Linked DNA regions of Homo sapiens: region 1 is linked to region 2. A link is a loop called in an ENCODE intact Hi-C map of the cell type or tissue named here. Cell type or tissue: dorsolateral prefrontal cortex. All regions are shown on one strand. Each heading gives the region's core, and the rest is flanking DNA. Links, peaks and the distances in the headings are about the cores only.

What was found. A loop is a pair of places that touch in the nucleus more often than their neighbours do. Peaks named below come from ENCODE experiments on the same cell type or tissue, not always from the same donor. Only the 100,000 strongest peaks of a DNase experiment are listed, where the experiment ranks them.
Region 1: a loop joins it to region 2, with 2.3 times the contacts of the local background. A loop is called at or near these places in 2 of 110 quality-filtered maps.

The regions. Positions count from the first base shown.
Region 1 is chr2:205,010,841-205,019,898 of GRCh38, reverse strand. All of the region lies in intron 3 of PARD3B (par-3 family cell polarity regulator beta), which reads right to left. Among named protein-coding and RNA genes, the nearest start is that of PARD3B, 470 kb to the right of the region's middle. In dorsolateral prefrontal cortex, for the core only: no CTCF peak of the experiment used is centred there; no DNase peak of the experiment used is centred there.
Region 2 is chr2:204,856,224-204,865,281 of GRCh38, reverse strand. All of the region lies in intron 2 of PARD3B (par-3 family cell polarity regulator beta), which reads right to left. Among named protein-coding and RNA genes, the nearest start is that of PARD3B, 320 kb to the right of the region's middle. In dorsolateral prefrontal cortex, for the core only: no CTCF peak of the experiment used is centred there; a DNase peak (open chromatin) is centred at 4,861.

The sequences.
Region 1 (9,058 bases), core at 644-8,643, 150 kb before region 2:
TGAGCTCTCTGGAGATTTCCTCTGCCATGCCCTATTCTCTCAGACAGTTCTCTAACCAACTTTGACTTATATGTTTCCATCCCTAATATCTTTTTCTCCTTTCTGTAACTTTGAAACAAAGTTTCCGCCTTTGTTGTGCTGAAACTTTTCTTTCAAAAACCATCCATTCTACCTTCAGAGAAATGAAAATCAAAACTACAGTGAATACCACTTTACACCCACTAGGATGGCTATAAGAAAAAAGACATCATAACAAGTGTTGGTGAGGATGTGGAGAAACTGGGACCATACACTGCTGGTGGGAATGTAAAGTGGTGCCACAGGTTTGGGTAACAGCCTGGTGGTTCCTCAAATAATTAACCACAGAGGTATCATGTGGCCCCAGCCATTCCACTCCTAGGTATATATTTGGAAGAAATCAAAACATGTGTACATGCAAAAACTGGTACAAAATGTTCACAGCATCACTATTCATAATAGCTAAAGAGTGCTCACAACAAGTGTCCATCAACTTATAAATGAACAAATAAAATTTGGCATATCCATAAAATGAAATATTATTTGGCAGTAAAAAGAAAATAAAGTACTGATACTTGCTACAGCATGGATGAACCTTGAAAACATGCTAGGCGGGAAAAGGCAGTCACAACACACCACATACAGTATTACATGATTTCATTTACATGAAATGTTCATATTAGGCAAATCTATCAAGACAGAAAGTAGATTAGTGGTGGCCTAAGGTTGGGCTGGACAGTAGGGAAATTGGGGAGTATTGCTAAGAAGTACAGGGTTTCTTTCTGGCATCGTTCAAATGTTCTAAAATTGATGATGATGGCTGCAAAACTATGTACATATGCTAAAAACCAATTAATTGTATACCTTAAGTAGGTGAACAATATGTTATGAATTATACATCAATAAGCTGTTAAGTCAAAAAGAACCACCCAATCTGATAAATTTAAGTATAAATCAACTTTATTACATGAGTTAAAAAATCTTAGCTGCTTAGAGCTAGAAGTAGATGTTGCAGATGAGGGCTGGTGATGGCAATGTCTTTAACAGCAAAACTCATTGGGCCAAGCAAATATTTCATGAAACAACTATAGGTGAAAGAAACAAAAAGCATATTTTATTAATCAGCGTGCTTTTTTTTTTTTTTTTTTTTTTTTTTTTGCTTATACTGCTAAATCAAATTTGTAACCTTTTGTCCAAACTTATAAGGTGTAATTGTAACCTTGGGTCAAGAAAAACGAGGCTCTCCTGATGAGGCAAATTTTGGTACATAATGCATTTAAGTGCATGAGTTATTTTCATCACACTTTAAAAAAGCATTTGAAATCAAATGTTTCTGGAATCCTTGGAAAAGCATCTGATTTCACAAGAGATCAACTGAAAACACTTCATCAAGTCCAATGCTCTTATTTGCAGATCAGAAAACTGAGGTTCAGAAGGGTTGCTATAGTCATAGGGCTACTAAGTGGTAGAATGTTGGTCTCCTAACTTCTTTCCTTCTTCCCAGATTTCATGATCACATTTCATGTTCTGGATATTACATGAAAACAATTATGCTAAAGGTAAATAAGTAGATACAATAAAATTATACAGATATATCATATCTGTTTATTACACCAGGGTGTGAATGCCTTAAAGGCATTAAAGTGAGTACTCACTTTTAGACTTCCTTCCTTCTTTCCAGATTTAATGATCTGAGTATTACATGGAAAGATTACGCTAAAGGTAAATATGTAGACATATTATACAGCTATATCACACCTGTGTCTCACACCAGAGAGTGAATGCCTTAAAGGCATTAAAGTGAGAACTCACTTTTATACTCACAGTGTTTAGCACAGTGCCTGGCAACAGCATATGTTTACATTTAAGGAATGAATACCTGAGGAATGAACTTTATCTTCCAGTGTTATTTAAAAACACAGATTTTCAAACTAGAGTTCTAGTTCCTTATCTGTAACCACCTAAACATCACCTCTGCTTATACTAATTGTGTTGTAAATTAACTTATCTTTTCCCTCTTGTCAGCTCCCCCTTGACCTCACTGTTCTGTCAATGGTCCTATCTTTCTGCCAGTCACCCAGTGACAAGGCCAGGATTTGGAGAGCACCTACATAGGATGATTCAGGAAGAGGATAGGACCATTTCATTCAGGCTATCAAAAAATTAAGCAGAAATTAAGTAATTAAGCAAGTCATTGACATGGGTGAAGGTGAGGGAAGGACTAGATGAGCATGAGAACCCTGGCTGTGACCAGTGAGCAAAGCCAGACAATGCTGGGATGTTATACAAAAGAGAGCCATCCAGGCTGGGCAGATGTTCTCAGAAGTAGAAAACAATGAGTGCATAGGAGGCTTTGATACGATGACCTCAGAATTTGAGGTCAGGGAATGGTTACTCTGTAAACAGTAAAGAAATAACTATAATAGATGAGTTTTGCCATCTGCCATCATGTCCTCGACCAGAAAAGGAATGGGGGGGCAACTGAGGCTCAGCAAAATAACCAGGTGGATCTTCAGAAGCAAGAGCTGGAATGTAATTAAAATAAATTTTTGCTCACTGAATTATATATTTTTCTGAGGACATGATATTTATGGCAACAGTAACTACTATGTTCACATTTGTTAGTTAGGGTATAATGTTCTGTGTTATGGCACTGGTCCAACTCCCCTAAGCATTTGTGACCTTACATTACATATCTACAGGCCAGACACTCCTTCACATGCTTTGTTGATATGGCTGCCCCTCTATTACCCAAACTGTCTCATTCCCTTTATGTTTTTCGTCAAACCATAATGCATAGTAGACTATCTGCATCATTTCTCACTATTTCCTACTATTTTCAAAGACCTTTCTCAAATCTAGACACTTCCATGGATTATTCCAGTATCTCTGTAGCCCCCACCCTTAAACTCTTGCTTCTCTGGACTCTTTTGGTGCTTAGAGGAACTATCTGGAAGTTAACCATATACAAGTTTTATTTAACTTTTTTATCCATCCATCTTCCCATCTAGACTGTTTTAACATTTTAAGAGCAGAATGTGTGGCCATTCAAGACAGTAGGCTAAGAATTGAGAATCAGGAGTTCAGTTGAGTAGGAAGGAATTTCTAAATGCCTAAAAGAACAGTGGTCCAAGTTCAAAGAGGCCAGTCAAAGTAAACACAGAAGTCAGACAGGCACTACTGGACCTGAGCAATGCCTTGCAAACCATCATCTCTGGAAACCTATATTTTCAGAAGAAGCCTTAGGACCGGAGGTTCCTGGGATCCTCGTTTCCATGGGAATCAGAGTACCCCTACTTTCATTTGCTTTATGTGTTGAGGTTCTGCTTAACGTTTCCTTGGAAAGAAATGATCCTATGGGTAAAGTCATATCTAAAAATCAGTGGACTAAAAAGCCATGAATGTGTCCAAAGAGTTCCTGAGTGTCTCCTCTGGGCAGGTTCCTCATGAAGGGAATGAGAGTTGGGTAAGTGAAAGACACGTGAAGGTACGTGAAGAAGGCCAGGGTGGCTGGAGCACGAAGAACAAAGGGAAAAAGAGCACAAAATGAGCCAACAGAGGTAGGCGGGGTCAAAAAAGATAGGTTTTGCAGGTGCAGAAGGGTTTACATTTCATTCTATGTGCTAGAGGAGGCCATTACAGTTCCCAGCAGGTAAGTCCCACAATCTGACTTAGAGAATACTTTAAATCCTACATTTATATTTTATATTTGCCTTTTATATTTTAAAATATAAATTTAAGCTGCTTTGTGGAAAACAGATTGCAGAGAGACGAAAGAAGAGATTATTGTCATAGTGCTAGACAGAGATGATAGTGGTTTGGCCTAGGCAGACAAAGAGACAGTTTTGAGATTTATTTTGGAGAGACAAAACCAATTTTTCCCATTTTGCATTTCCAGGCAAATCAACTTCAGTGTAACTGTTGGGAGTGGTGGCCTCAGGTGGAGTGCAGAAACGGTCTAGGTAGGCAGGCAAGGCTGCAGGTTTCAGACATCAGCAAGCAAGCTTACATAATAAGGCTCACGATCAGGAAAATAAACCCATTCTTTCATTCATTCACTCATAACTCATTGAACAGCTGTGTGCCAGGCAAGGTGCTGAGGCCTGGGCATGCAAAGTCAAATAGGGCCAATTGTTCAAAACTAAGTAAGAAAGAAACCCCACTGCACAAGATGACTGACAGAAGAGATTCTCAGTATCTAGAGTAAGAAAGTATGGATACGGAGGACAAAGCAGATGTCAACCACCTTTATTACATCCTCCAATTTACTCATTCATTGATTCATTCATTTCATTAGTTCACTCACTCAATTCCCCAACTATCATCCAATACCTGTTTGTTGTGAAGCTCAAGACTGGGTTATACCTATATGAATAACACATCATCCCTATCTTCTAGGAACTCGGTCTGCATCTTGCCAAGGAGAAATACATGTAAACATGTCAGTATGGTTGACCCTTGAACAACACAGGTTCGAGCTGCGCAGGTTCACTTATACATGGATTTTCTTTCACCTCTGCCACCCCTGAGAGAGCAAGACCAACCCCTTCTCTTCCTCCATCTACTCAACAGGCAGATGATGAGGATGAAGACCTTTATATTGATCTACTTCCATTTAATGAATAGTAAATATATTTTGTCTTCCTTATGATTTCCTTGATAATTTTTTCTTTCCTCTAGCTTACTTTATTGTAAGAATACATAAAAATACATATTGTATACATAATACATATAACATACAAAATAGGTGTTAATCAACTGTTTATGTTATTGGTAAGGCTTCTGGTCAACAATAGGTATTAGTAGTTAAGTTTTTTGGGGAGTTGCAAGTTATACTCAGATTTTCAACTGTATGTGGGCCCTGTAACCCTAACTCTCACATTGTTCGACAGTCAACTGCATAATGTGAGGTGCTAAAATAAGAAATATACATAATTAACTATTCATGAGACATGGAGAAGTTGATCTTTGCAGCCTACAGTACAGGCCTATGACAGTTACATTCCTTCTGCCTTAAATGTCCTCAGCTTAAATTTCACTTCTTTACAGAAACCTTCTCTGACTCTAATTAAACTGGGTTTCCTGAATACTCTTGCCTTTGTGGCACTTCTCAAAGTTTGCAGTTACATGTGTGTTCAATTCTACCTCTCCTAGACTAGACTACAAGCTGCACCAGAGCTGTATCTGGCCTGTTCTGTGCTATACTCTCTAGCACAGTGCTCAACACAGAAGAGATGCTCAATAAATACTTGTTGAATAAGTTATTTTCTTAATCCAAGATAATCTCAATCATAGGCACATTTTATTAGAACATGCCAAATAACCCTACAGGAAGACCAATTGGCCAAAGCCCAGAAATAAATGTTAATGAATAACATTACTCAGGTACCTTCTCCTCGGCACACACACTGGGGCATCCCAGTTGTGAATTAGATATCACCCCTTGGCTGCAGTTCTCCTTTCCTGCTCTGTACCTGGGAACTATAGATAAGAAAGAAGTTCTACCCTGTGGATGCCAATAACTGTACATGTGACAGTCAGACCTCAGGATCACAAATGCAGAATGACAGAAATGTACTTGCCCCTGCAGAGAGGTTAAAGCAGCCACGGTCCAAGGCCAGCTGTCAGGAAATTTCTGGTTTTCACTGACTTACTTGAAAAGGACATAAGAAGTTAGGTTGATACTAGTGACAGCATGCAAATAAAGCTATTCTTATTTTTATTGAATACATGGTTCTACTCTTACTTTCATTGAATTTAAGTACCAGCATGCCAATATGAATAGATGAAGACTTTTCTCAGACTTTCCTAAATTCCAGGAGTAAAGCTGGTTAGCAAGGCAATTCTGGTAGCAGAGCTGGCAGGTGGGCTGTCGGCAATGTGAACTTATAGACACAGACAAGGATTGAAGGTAAAAATACAGATGAAATGCCTTCTCTGTCTGCAGATTTCACAGTAGGGTGACACCTTGGTTCTCAAATGGTCTAAATTGTTCCATTGCTTACTTCCATTGGCTGTGGAATTGCCACTGAGATAGTAGAGATCACATCTTTTCCCACATCCCAACAGGAACTCTGCCCTTTGACCCTGTGAACCCGCCACAGTTGCTCATTTAAAATGGTTTTCAACCTCCAGCGCTGACCACAGACCTGCAGATGCTGCTTCACAGCAGGCAGTGAGCCCTCAAGAAGCAGTCGATACTGATTTTTTGCTTTTGTTTCTGTTCCTATGTATTTCTGAGTCTTACAGAAAGATTAAATTTGTGAAGTGGGCATGTTATTAGTATCCAATGACAGAGGCCAAGGACACTGCTGAGCACCCTACAACGCCCAACGTACAGGAAAGCCCCTCCACAACAAAGGTGCAGCCAGCCTAAAGCATCAATAGTGTAGAGGTTGGGAACCCCGACAGACACTACACCACTGGATACAAGAGAAGATAATGTATTCTCTGCTTCTGAAAATTATACCACTTCTCAGGAGATAATGACATTTATATACAAGTCTGAAGGGGAAAAAAAACAATTTTAAACATCTAAAAATAATGATTTTGAATAATTAAACTACAGTTATCAATTATAAATACTAGAAGAAGACAGACGAACAAAAGAGCACCGTAGAAAGCAAATTAGAATTGGCATTTGAATTAGAGCAAATAAAAACAGCCCAGGGGCCATGGCTCTGTGCCTGCGTGGGGAAGTCTCAGACGGGAAACTGTCACCGGACCAAGTAAAAGTTCCTTTGGTTCTAAACTCATGTTGAAATCAAGAAGGGAGAGGAAAGATTCTAGCTTGCATGGGTAGGGACAGCGTGTGAGCAAGTCAAAGTCAGAATCTAGGAAACGCTACGTAGATTTTAAGTCTATCAGCAAAAACATGAAAACTTTAAACATATCTTATTCTTCTGCTTATGCTAGATAAGTTAAAGGTTACTCGTTTTAGAAATGCTGTATTTTGGAAGTGCTTTCATTTGGGAGTTCAGGACAGTTTCTCATGTGTCTGAGATCTCGCAGTATAATAAATTACCCACAGAAGGACTTTAGTGGTTTCACCTTGAGGTATTGTAATAAATACTTCCAACTTGTTTATAGCTTTCTTTCCATGATTCCAACAATGTAAGAAACAGGCAGGTTTAAACACTGAAAACTGAAGATAAATACAGAAATAGTTAAGTTATATGTGCAGTTAAAACACTATCTCTTTAATGCGGTTGTATGCGTTAAGCTATCAAGTGTTTGCTGTGAGTGGTACTTTTAAGCAACAGTCCAAGAGAAATCTAAAATCCTCAGAATTCTAAGCTCATTCCCTAGACAGTATACTACTGACCATTTTCACCTACTCTTCTTTTCTTATAAATCTACATTCTAAAGCAGCCAGAAATCAAAAGAGTCATGGAAAGCATAATCCATTCTATTCTCATCTCAAAAGCTTTGGGCAGGATAAGCTGATTAGTCTGCTAACATTTTGAATTTTTCCTCTAAAAGTAAATTTTGTAGGAAATACTATCTATCAGGATATGTATTGGAAATTATACAAGCAGAAAAATGGAAATATATACTTAATGGCAGGCTAAATACAGAAATTCAACCATCCTAAAACTACCACAAAGACAGTGAAATAGTAAAATAGGTAAAACTCACAAATACGAAGAAAACCAGGAGAAAATGAGTGGAGATGAGTGATGTTAACAAAATGTTGGAAGATGGGAAGTGAAAACATAAGGACCAGGATCAGTGGTAATTCTCTCTCCAGAAGAGAGACAGCTGAGACCTGACATCCTACAGAGGTAGGGAGGCCAACCAAGTTGCAGGGACCCAGGAAAGCTCAGGAATTGGGGAAAGCAGCTGCTTTAAAAGGTCAGGGTGGGGCTGATGGCAAGAGGATGGGTAGAAAGCCTGTAAAATGCCCAACGAGGCCTTGGCCCATTTCCATTCCTCAGTCTGTGCTCCAGAGACTGCCCATTCTCTTCTCTCCTCCTTGTACAAATCAGAGTTGCATTTTCTGGGTAGGCTGACCAATTCTGATCTAAATGATGCCAGGCATAACTGCAGAGGCTGAGTGTGATGCATGGTTGTAAAAAAAAAAAACCCAGAAAACTAAGGAAGAGTCAAATACTGAATGGTGAGACCCCTTCTTTATTTCCAAGCTAGGTTCCCTAAACACTGTCACCCAGGCTTAAATCTTCAGGTAAGGCACATGGAGAGGAGTCTTTCTCTGCGGAAAATAATTGAGAAAAGAAGTCCATGGCAGCCTGTCTCCAAGACGGCCACCTAGCAAGCCCCACTGCCTGGATTTACACTATGTAGTTCCTTCCTACAGTGCACCAAGGTTGGTCTGTGCGATGAATAAAATATGACAGAAAGAAGTACTGGTATGTCCATTCTGAGATTAGGTTATAAAACTGCACTTCTGTCTTTAGAGCATGCCCCTCTTAATTTCTCTCTCGAGTCACTTGTTCTGAGGGGATGCAGCTGCCATGTCCCAAGCAGCCCTAGGGACATACTGACAACCTGAGGAAATTAGGACTGCCAGCACCCACACATGTGAGCTGAGGAGTGAGCCCTCTGACCCATCCTTGAGATGACAGCTTGGCTACAGACTCTTGGGAAACCCCGAGCCAGAATCACCAAGCTAAGCCATGCCTGCATTCCTGACAGTAATCATCTGTATGAGGTAATAAATGTTTGTCATTTTAAGCTGCTAAGTTATATATAATCTGCAGATAATCAATACACGGCCAGTGGATAACAACATCTACCAGCCAAGAGTGAATAGGCAGGATCTCTATCCAATTAGCCTAATGGTGCTACCAGCTTAGGGGATACCTTCCACCACTAAACCCCATACACCAGAGAGCCGCAATCAGCTTTTTAAGGGGATCCTTCTTAAATATAAACATACAGCTGAGGATAACAGATAAATGAGGAAACCCTTTAAAATAAAAGGCCAAAATAATCAGTAGAAAAAATCTGGAAGTAACAGACAATGTGAAGAGGATTTAAGTGCTGATATTAAATATTGAAGACAAAGGTAAAATATCAT
Region 2 (9,058 bases), core at 712-8,711:
TCTGGGTAGATGCCCAGGAGTGGGATTTCTGGATCAAATGGTAGATCTACTTTTAGTTCTTTAAGAAATTTCCACAGTTTTCCATAGTGGTTGTACTAGTTCACATTTTCCCCAACAGTGTAAAAGTGTTCTCTTTTTACCACATCTATGCCAACATCTATTTTTTTTTATTATGGCCGTTCTTGCATGAGTGAGGTGGTGTGATATCATATCGTGGTTTTGATTTGCATTTCCCTGATAATTAGTGATGTTGAGCATTTTTCCATATGTTTCTTGGCCATCTGTATGTCTTCTTTTAAGAACTGTCTATTCAAATGTCCTTAGCCCACTCTTTGATGGGATTGTTTTGTTCTTGCTGTATATCATATTTCTCAACCAGGGATGATGTCTTGTGGTACTTTTTATTGTCACATCAGAAGAGTGTTATTGGTATCTAATGCACAGAGGCCAGTAATCTATCAAAGCACTCACTTACACATGTGAGTTTCTGTAAAGTGCCAGACACTCCTCTAAGCACCAGGTATAGGGTGGTAAGAAAATCAGACAATGTCCTCTGTCTCAAAGTTTACATTCAAAAGTGGGAGATAGACCTTAAGCCCATAAATAAAATTGGTTCAGATAGTAACGAATGCCAGGAGGATAACAAAACATTGTTATATTGGAGAAAGAGGAAAGTGATGTTTAATATTAGACTATATTAGATAATTTGGTCAGAGAAGCACTCTTTGAATAGGGGGACTTTGCGTGGACACTTTAATTCTAAGAAAGATTCTGAGAGTCAAACAAACAGAAGAAACAGCCATTGCATTAGTTCTAGCAAGAAAGGATGTTGGGTGGTCAAGCAATAAAAAAAAGTCAGTTTAGCTGGGACATGCTGAGTCAAAAGGAGGTTGTGCTTCATGCTGAATTAGAGAAGATAGTAGGGCCAGATCATTTGGGGCTTTTCAAGTCCCAGGTAAGAAGTTTACATCTTAATCTAAGTCAATTTATTGTGACTGGATGGTTTTATCATGGAAAAAAATGGGTCCCATTGTAAAGCTCCCTTTGACTTCCATATGCAAATCTGGCACGGGGCAGGGCAAGGACAGAAGTACAGGAACGGCTTAGGAGTATGCTGTCGTGCTCCAGGCAAATGACGATGGTGACTTTAAGACACAGAAAAGGGAAAGTATAAAGATAGAATAGGAAACAGTCTATTGGCAATCAAACAATCTCCCCAGTGAAGCGCTATCAAGATGAAAGGAACACCCCCATGGAAAATCAAAACACAGATGACAGCTTAAATGAAAGTGATACACTTAAACTTTTTTTTGGAATTATAAACCATGGGGATTGACAAAGTTTGCAATCATAAAGCCCTTGTTCAAATTCAATTTTCATAAAATTCAACTGTACCTTGCTCTTGTAGATGTGTTCTGAAAAGGTTTTTCTTAACATGAAAATCGGTGTCTGTGGGAAAAGTCAAAGACTTATTTGGGAATACTCTCTGTCTTTTGTCATACACTAAAGATCTGTCTTTGAGGCACTGCAAATTTCATGCACATTGAGATCCATGCTTATCCCAATATGCTTTTCTATCTATATGGCCTAAAGGCCATTCGCAAACTACAAATGGACTGTCTTACCAAAGTTTATTTGCAAGTCAGTCACTTGGAACCCAGAATAGAAATTTCCAAAGAAACAACACTGTGTTGTAAATAATGGTTAGATTCCTTAGCCAGGCAACCGAAGTTCTAACTCACACTGTATTTATATTAAAATACCAAAGCTGTGACAATTTTAAATATTGCTTCTATGGGAAAAGAGCTGAAATTCCGATTCCTAATGCCTAGTGTCTGACAATGAGAATGAGGGGTGTCTGTCTGTCTTCATACCAGAAGTGGTTGTGGGGGTCTCAAACCACAGGGGCTGAGAGTACGACTCCTCACCAGAGTAAGAAAGGTGATGCAAGGATGGCGCTCCAGTGGAGGATGAGGCACTGGGAGTCAGGTATACAAGAGGTATCTGCATTAATTCATTCAACAAGCATCAGACTGGAAGGTGGAGATGCAACAATGAATAAGGCCTCATGTGTCTCATCCCACAGTGCAAAGACTTTATCACAGTGGGAGAGGAGGCAAGAGGTATTGATAGAGACAGGAGACAGCCAAGGGTCCCCAGCGAAATTCCATCTTCAAGCCTAAAACAGCCTGAAGGCTGAAAAAACAGACTGCTGGTCCCGGATGGAGCCCGCCCTTTCCCGACTGGTTCTCTGAACAATGCCCACCTGCACACTGGGAGGACGGGGTGGAGCCTCCGGAGGTTTGCGCCATTTGCAGTTGGGAGGAGCCTGTGGCTTCTTCAGTTCCTGGGTGGTGAACTGGGATTCAATCTGTAAGGTGAGAAACCTGCTAGCAGGACTCTCTCTCACTTTGCTGAGTGTTATTTTTTTGTTTTACTATTTGCCCAATAAGTTCTGTTCCTCACCCCTCTATGTGTCTCAAGCCTAATCTTTCCTGGTCGTGTGACAAGAACCTGGTTTAAACTAAACTGAGGGGAAAGTTCTGCAACAGTAGAGGGGAAAAGGGATGTCCTGGAAAAAGTGAGGCTCTGGTGACAAGAACAGATGTGAGTGTCCTAGTGAGAGGTTCTTGGGGACAGAACAAAAAAGAAAGAGAATCATGAATTTAACTAAAACCCATTCAGTCTTTGATGTAGTATAAACCTTATATATTCCATCTACCTAAATCAACCCTCACGTTTTACAGAGGAGGAACCTAGTACTAAAAGGCAAAGGAGTCCAGTGGTAAATGTGGAATCGGGTATCAAGTGCTTGATAATCAAACATCTATTCATATATGCTAATCAATATCAATTTTTCCTCCTTTTAATAAATTATGCCCTGGAATCACAGGAAAAGCTTCAGCCATTAATGAAAGAAGGACATTAAAAGCCACTCCCTTATTTTCCAGGTGAGATAACGAAGGTCCAGGGAGGTAAAGTGATGTGACTTGCATAAGACGAAGTCACAGTGAGGGCTGCCTGGCTTGTGTGACCCAGAGGTTTCCACTGCACTTCCAGCAAGACCAGCTTCATTGCCAAAATGAGGACAAGGAAAAAGAGCTGTATCGCTGGGAGTGGATATCATACGTAGACTAAAAAGGCATATTCCTCTAAGCAAAGATTTGAAACATAATTTTCCACTTATGAAAATTGGTCATTGGTAAAAACAGTCATACATGATTTAGACCCTCTTTACCTAATATAAACATGGAGTGAAAGTTTCTAAATAAATGAATTTTCTAAAAAATTAATATTTGCCCTTTAAGTGACAAAACTTTCAGCCATTTCTTTTTTTTTTTTTTTTTTTTTTTTTTTGAGAAATGTCTTCTTTTAAATGTCTTAACTGAATCAACTGAAATGAGTTTTTCCCCACTGAAGCCTTGAAGCCATCATTTCATTTTGGTAATTGAGTAATTTTTATGGGATCCTTCTTATCTGAACCTGTCTCTGTGCCGTTTTATCTGCATGCTTCCCTCTTGCAGCCCTCTAATTCCAGTCAGATGCTACTAGTCTTCTACAGACTGAGAAAAACTGGATCATAAAGACTGACAGAAAATTATGTAAGGTAAGAGTCCAAAAGCCAAGAGTACTTCTCAAAAGTTAAATAATCATTATGATGGTAATTTTGGTGGCTCAGAGGCATCTCCAGTGACACTATTCTGAATATAACTTACTTATCCCTTTTGATCTCAATTCAGTAGCATTTTCAATTACATCCAAAATCTCAGCAGTTTTCTGAATAATTGAGATACCAAAAATTTAAACTTCAGTGAGCTAGGAGATTTAACTATTAAGAATATGTATAGAATTGGTTTTTCTACCTCAAGTAATACATTTCCACTTTAAATTTCATTTAAAAATCCCCAAATATTTTTCTTAATACCATTCTTGATATGTTAAATTAATTATTTTAGAAAAACCAAGTTATATATTTCTGCTTAAAGTATTACTTGTGGATAAAAGTTACTACGTGAAAGTCATCTAAATTAATTAATTCTGGAAACACAATATCAAATAAGAGGTACGAGAGAGAGAGAGAGAGAGAGAGAGAGAGAGAGAGAGAGAGAGAGAGAGAGAAAGGTATTAGGTAGCAATAGGTGAAAAAGCTACAAATGAAAAATTGTAGCAGCCCCCAATGAAATCATTAGGAACTAAATGTCTATTTGTAATAAGTGGCTTCAGAGATTCCAGAAAACAAATTGGAGATGTGTGGTAATGACTATAACCCCCTAAGTAATTCAGTGATTCAATTATGTATAGCATTTGCAGGGAAAACTCTACATTTTTGTGTCATATTAGCCAAACCTGACTTCACTGTACATTATTTTAGCCCAATGCTAAACAAGAACCACTGCTAATCTGCACATATGAAGCCTGGGAAATAAGGTCTTCAATAAAGATTTTTTTTTAACTTATCAAAAACAAACATGGATTAAACTTTTTATAAATAATGCTTCAAAGAGATATCTTTTCAGTAGTAAAAACAGACTGAATGTGTCCAAATATTCAGTCAGCATAGTTGGTTTAGATGATCTCTAAAGGGCTCTTCCATATGAAACTACGTTCCAATCACACCAGAGGGAGCACACTTAGGAAACTTAATAACAACAACTCTTCTCTTTCCTTGCAGTTAACAATTGAATATCTTTTACCAGTCTCCATTCTGCCAAAACGTTTTCTGTATACAAGCTGGCAGCACTGGAGAAGTTGTCGTCTTCTTTCTTTCCAACTCTTAGCATTGGTAGCCAAAAGTCTCTTTGTTGCTCAAATAGTCCATGCCATCTGCCAGCAGTTTCTCCATCCTGCGGTACCATCTGCCAAGCTCTGCTTCAGCGTCCAGGCCACGCTGCCTGAATGCTATTTCAAATGGCTGTCTCACCAGAAGAGAGAGCAAGCAAACCAACACCTTTTGGTTTTAACCATTCTTGGTAATCGTCACAAACACTCTCCTCTAGCTGACTGGTTCTAAAGATGGCAAAAAGCTCAACAATTTGAATGAAACAATTTCCTTTGATTTTTTTTTTAGCCTAAGAAATTAGACAGCTATAGAATGTTAATATAATCAGTCATTGATATAACACATTTTTATAGCTGCGATTCCTTTTTGTTTTTATAATGTATTCTTAATTACAATAAATTATTCTTCAGATAAAAAAGCAAAAAGGGGAAAACAATCCGTATTTCTACAGTTAATCCTGATTATATTAAAAGCAACTGCTGGCAGAAATTAATAATTCAGATGAATGTTATTAACAGTATAATACTAACTTTATGCTGCACTGCACTATTCTTCATTCTAATCTGCTTAAAATTCTTGACTTTAAAGTAGAAAACAACAAGGGCTGCATAACAGTCCCTTAACAAGGTTAAGCCTAAAGAGTTCCATTAATATCCTCCCTAAGGCCACCAGGAAATTCCTTAAAGGAAGAGAGTTTCAGGATTTGCTGTGGGTTATGCTCTAGGGCTTTTCTTTCTAGATTTGTTACTGCTATGAATTTATCTTACGTCTCCATCACTGCCCAGCCTTCAAGGGAGGCCCTCTTTATTCCCAGTCATCAAAACTCCTAGGATAACTCAACTACGATGACATGTGGAAGACTTTGCTATACTAGCACCAAAATTAAATTAACATTCAACTGAATGTCAGGAATCAAGTTCATTTATAAGAAATTATATTGTTCTACCCAAATGTCAGAAAATGTACATATTTTAAGATGCAACATCTGAGGTTTTCCAATCTTTACAGATAGCAATGTACACCATAGGCATGTCTGACCTTTATAAATGGGGGAGGGTGCTCTTATTGTATTAACCTCCACATTTCTTTTACATCTTTTAGCTTTGTAGACCATAGATCTTGATGTTGGGGTATATGGCTATTCTCATCCATTTCTAAAAACATAATCTACTTTTATACTCCTAATATGTGCAGAGTAAAGTTTCTAGTTTTTATTTCCCAAATTTTTATTCACAACAGAACAGCACATACTTGTTAAAGTCGAATACTTCCGAATACCACTAAATAAAATTTCATCATACCTATCATTATGCATATTCTGCTCACTTCAAGAAAAAGAAAAAAGAAAAGAAAAAATTGGCTATTAAATATTGGTCTTCAATGTCATATTTTTTTGCCTTGAAGCATACTATATTTAATAAACATCATGTAAAAGTATTCACATCTAAGATTTTACATTCTAATTTCACTGAAATTTGAGAATAATAAAGTTCTTAAAAACTTTTACTTTTCCTCAAATACTTAGACAAACCCAGGTGAATATTGGAAACATGAGAATGATGCATAATTTTGTGAGGGTTAAAAGCAATAAATACTCTGAAGCATAATGTTTTTAAAAATTCTAACTGAAATCATAAATGAGTTTTTAAATAAATTGTATATATTGAAGGTATATAACATGTTATATTATATATGTATTTTACTATATTTTTTATATATTATATATGTATATATAATATATACACCTATATATACAGTAAAACTGTTACTGTTGTAGAACAAATTAACACACCCATCATCTCACATAGTTAACCATTTCCCCTCCCATGGCAAGAACAGCTATAATCTATTCATTTAGCAAAAATCGTAAATACAATACACTATCATTAATGTACCCTATGTTGCATCCTTTGACCTAAATCTATTTCCTCCCCTACCCCAACTCTGGCAACCACTGTTTTATCCTCTCTATATATTTCATTTTCCTTTTTTTTTTTTTTTTAGATTCCACATATAAGTGAGTTCATGTAGTATTTTCCTTTCTGTGTCTGGCTTGTTTCATTTAGCAAAATATACTCCAGGACCATCCATGTTGTGGCATAGAGCAGAATCTCCTTTTTTAAAAAGGCTGAATAATATTCTATTGTGTATACACACCACAGTTTCTTTACCGATAAATACCTAGATTGTCTCTGTATCCTGGCTATTGTGGATAATGCTGCAATGAACATGTTTCAATTGAGGTGATCCTCTCTGGTACTTTAACTTTAAAGATATTTTACCACTTGATGAAAACTAAGGTTAATATGATAGTATTAACGTATTTGATAAAATGAGCAATTAACTAGTTTCCTTAAGTTTAAATATGCTGTTTATATATACTTAAACTTATGGAATCCATTGAATCCATTTACAATATTATGGATACACTATTGTATCCATTTATACCATAATTTAAAGTTTGGAACTGTGAACCCAGATAAATTCCATTGAAGTACCGTTTGAAAGACAAATCCAAATTACCAAGTGTTCAGGACTAACCCTCCCTTTAGACGATTAAGGATCTGTAGAAGGATATGTTTGTCTCATTCCTTTTGTCTTGGGATGAGCTCTTAATGGGGTTCAGAATCTCTAATTATGTCATCTTGACATTTGAGAAAACTTCAGAAGCAGGAAGGCCATTCTCACCTTCCCTTGGCTCTTGTCCCCTGAAGCAGGCTATAAAATCGAGGATGTCACTCTCTGACTTTCTCCCCAGAAGTGTTCTTCCTATGCTTGGAGGAAAGAAACATTCTTATCTCTGAAGACACAGAGAAGAATATGAACAAGAAGGCCTTGTTTGACCCCTGTCCCCCAGTTCAATTCCATTAGATCATACTCCCTTTGTCCAAAAATATTTATCTATAATTATCAACTTCTTAATCAAACTTAGCATAAAAATACACAGGTCTCTCTGTTTTTTTGCATCTTAATTTTCCTATGAAGTGTCCTATGTCACATAAAACTTTTATATTAAGTACATTTGTATGATTTTTTCTCATTCATCTGTCTTTTCCTATAGGGGCCTCAGTCATGAACCTAGAAATGGGTGAGAAAACAAATTTTCCTTCCCCTACATTCTCTTCCACATAAGATAACTTATAAAGGCACCAATAGCTTGAGAGACAGATACAAACAGGATTTATTCTTAAGATAAAGAGTTACTTTTAGATGAAGGCTCTCCCCTAAAATGTATGCTGCTAATTTATGAACTGCTGAAGAAAGATGTGCCTTCATGAATCTGAATGATATTAACTGAAGAAAGTTGAAAAAAGATGCTCAAAGTTCACCAGGGGATTGATATGCAGCATTCAAACAGTGATGCAAAACAGATAATAATATGAATTTCACTGGCTTCAGCAATAACTGATAATAAGTGAGAGATTCTTTTTTAAATTTAAAAGTGGAGTGGGGGTCAAATATGGAACAAGAAAAGACCCATAACAACCAAAGCAATCTTGAGCAAAACAAACAAACAAACAAAAAACCTGGAGGCATTACACACTGATCTAAAAAAGAAAATCCTAAAACTCTTTTATAATCAAAACAGCATGGTACTGGATGGCATAAAACAGACACGTCAACCAATGAACAGGACAGAAAACCCAGAAAGAAATCTAAGTATTTATAGTAAATTATGACACACAGGTGCCAAAATTGGAAATAAGTACAGTCTCTTTAATAAATGGTGGTGGGAAAATGGGATATTCACAAGCAGAAAAATGAAATTGAACTTTTATCTCACAACATATTCAAAAATTTACTCAAAAGAATAAAGAAATCTAACATAAAACTTGAAACTATAAGTAGAAGAAAACAAGGGAAATGCTCCATGACACCAGTCTGGGAAATGATTTATTGGATAGCATTCCAAAAGCACAGGCAATGAAAGCAAAAACAGAAAAACAGGATTGCATCAAACTAAAAATTGTTTCCTCTGCACAACAAAGGAAACAGTTAACAGAGTGAAGATACAACCTAGATTGGGAGAAAATATTTGCAAACCGTCCATCTGATAAGGGGCTAATATTCAAAATATATAGGGAACTCCCACAATTCAACAGAAAGAAAACTGTTTTAAAAATGGGCAAAGGATCTGAACAGGCATTTCTCAGAAGAAGAAATACAAATGACCAAAATATATATGAAAATAATGCTCAACATCTCTAATCATCAAAGAAATACAAATTAAAACCACAATGAGATATCACCTCCTGCCTGTTAGAATGACTATTACAA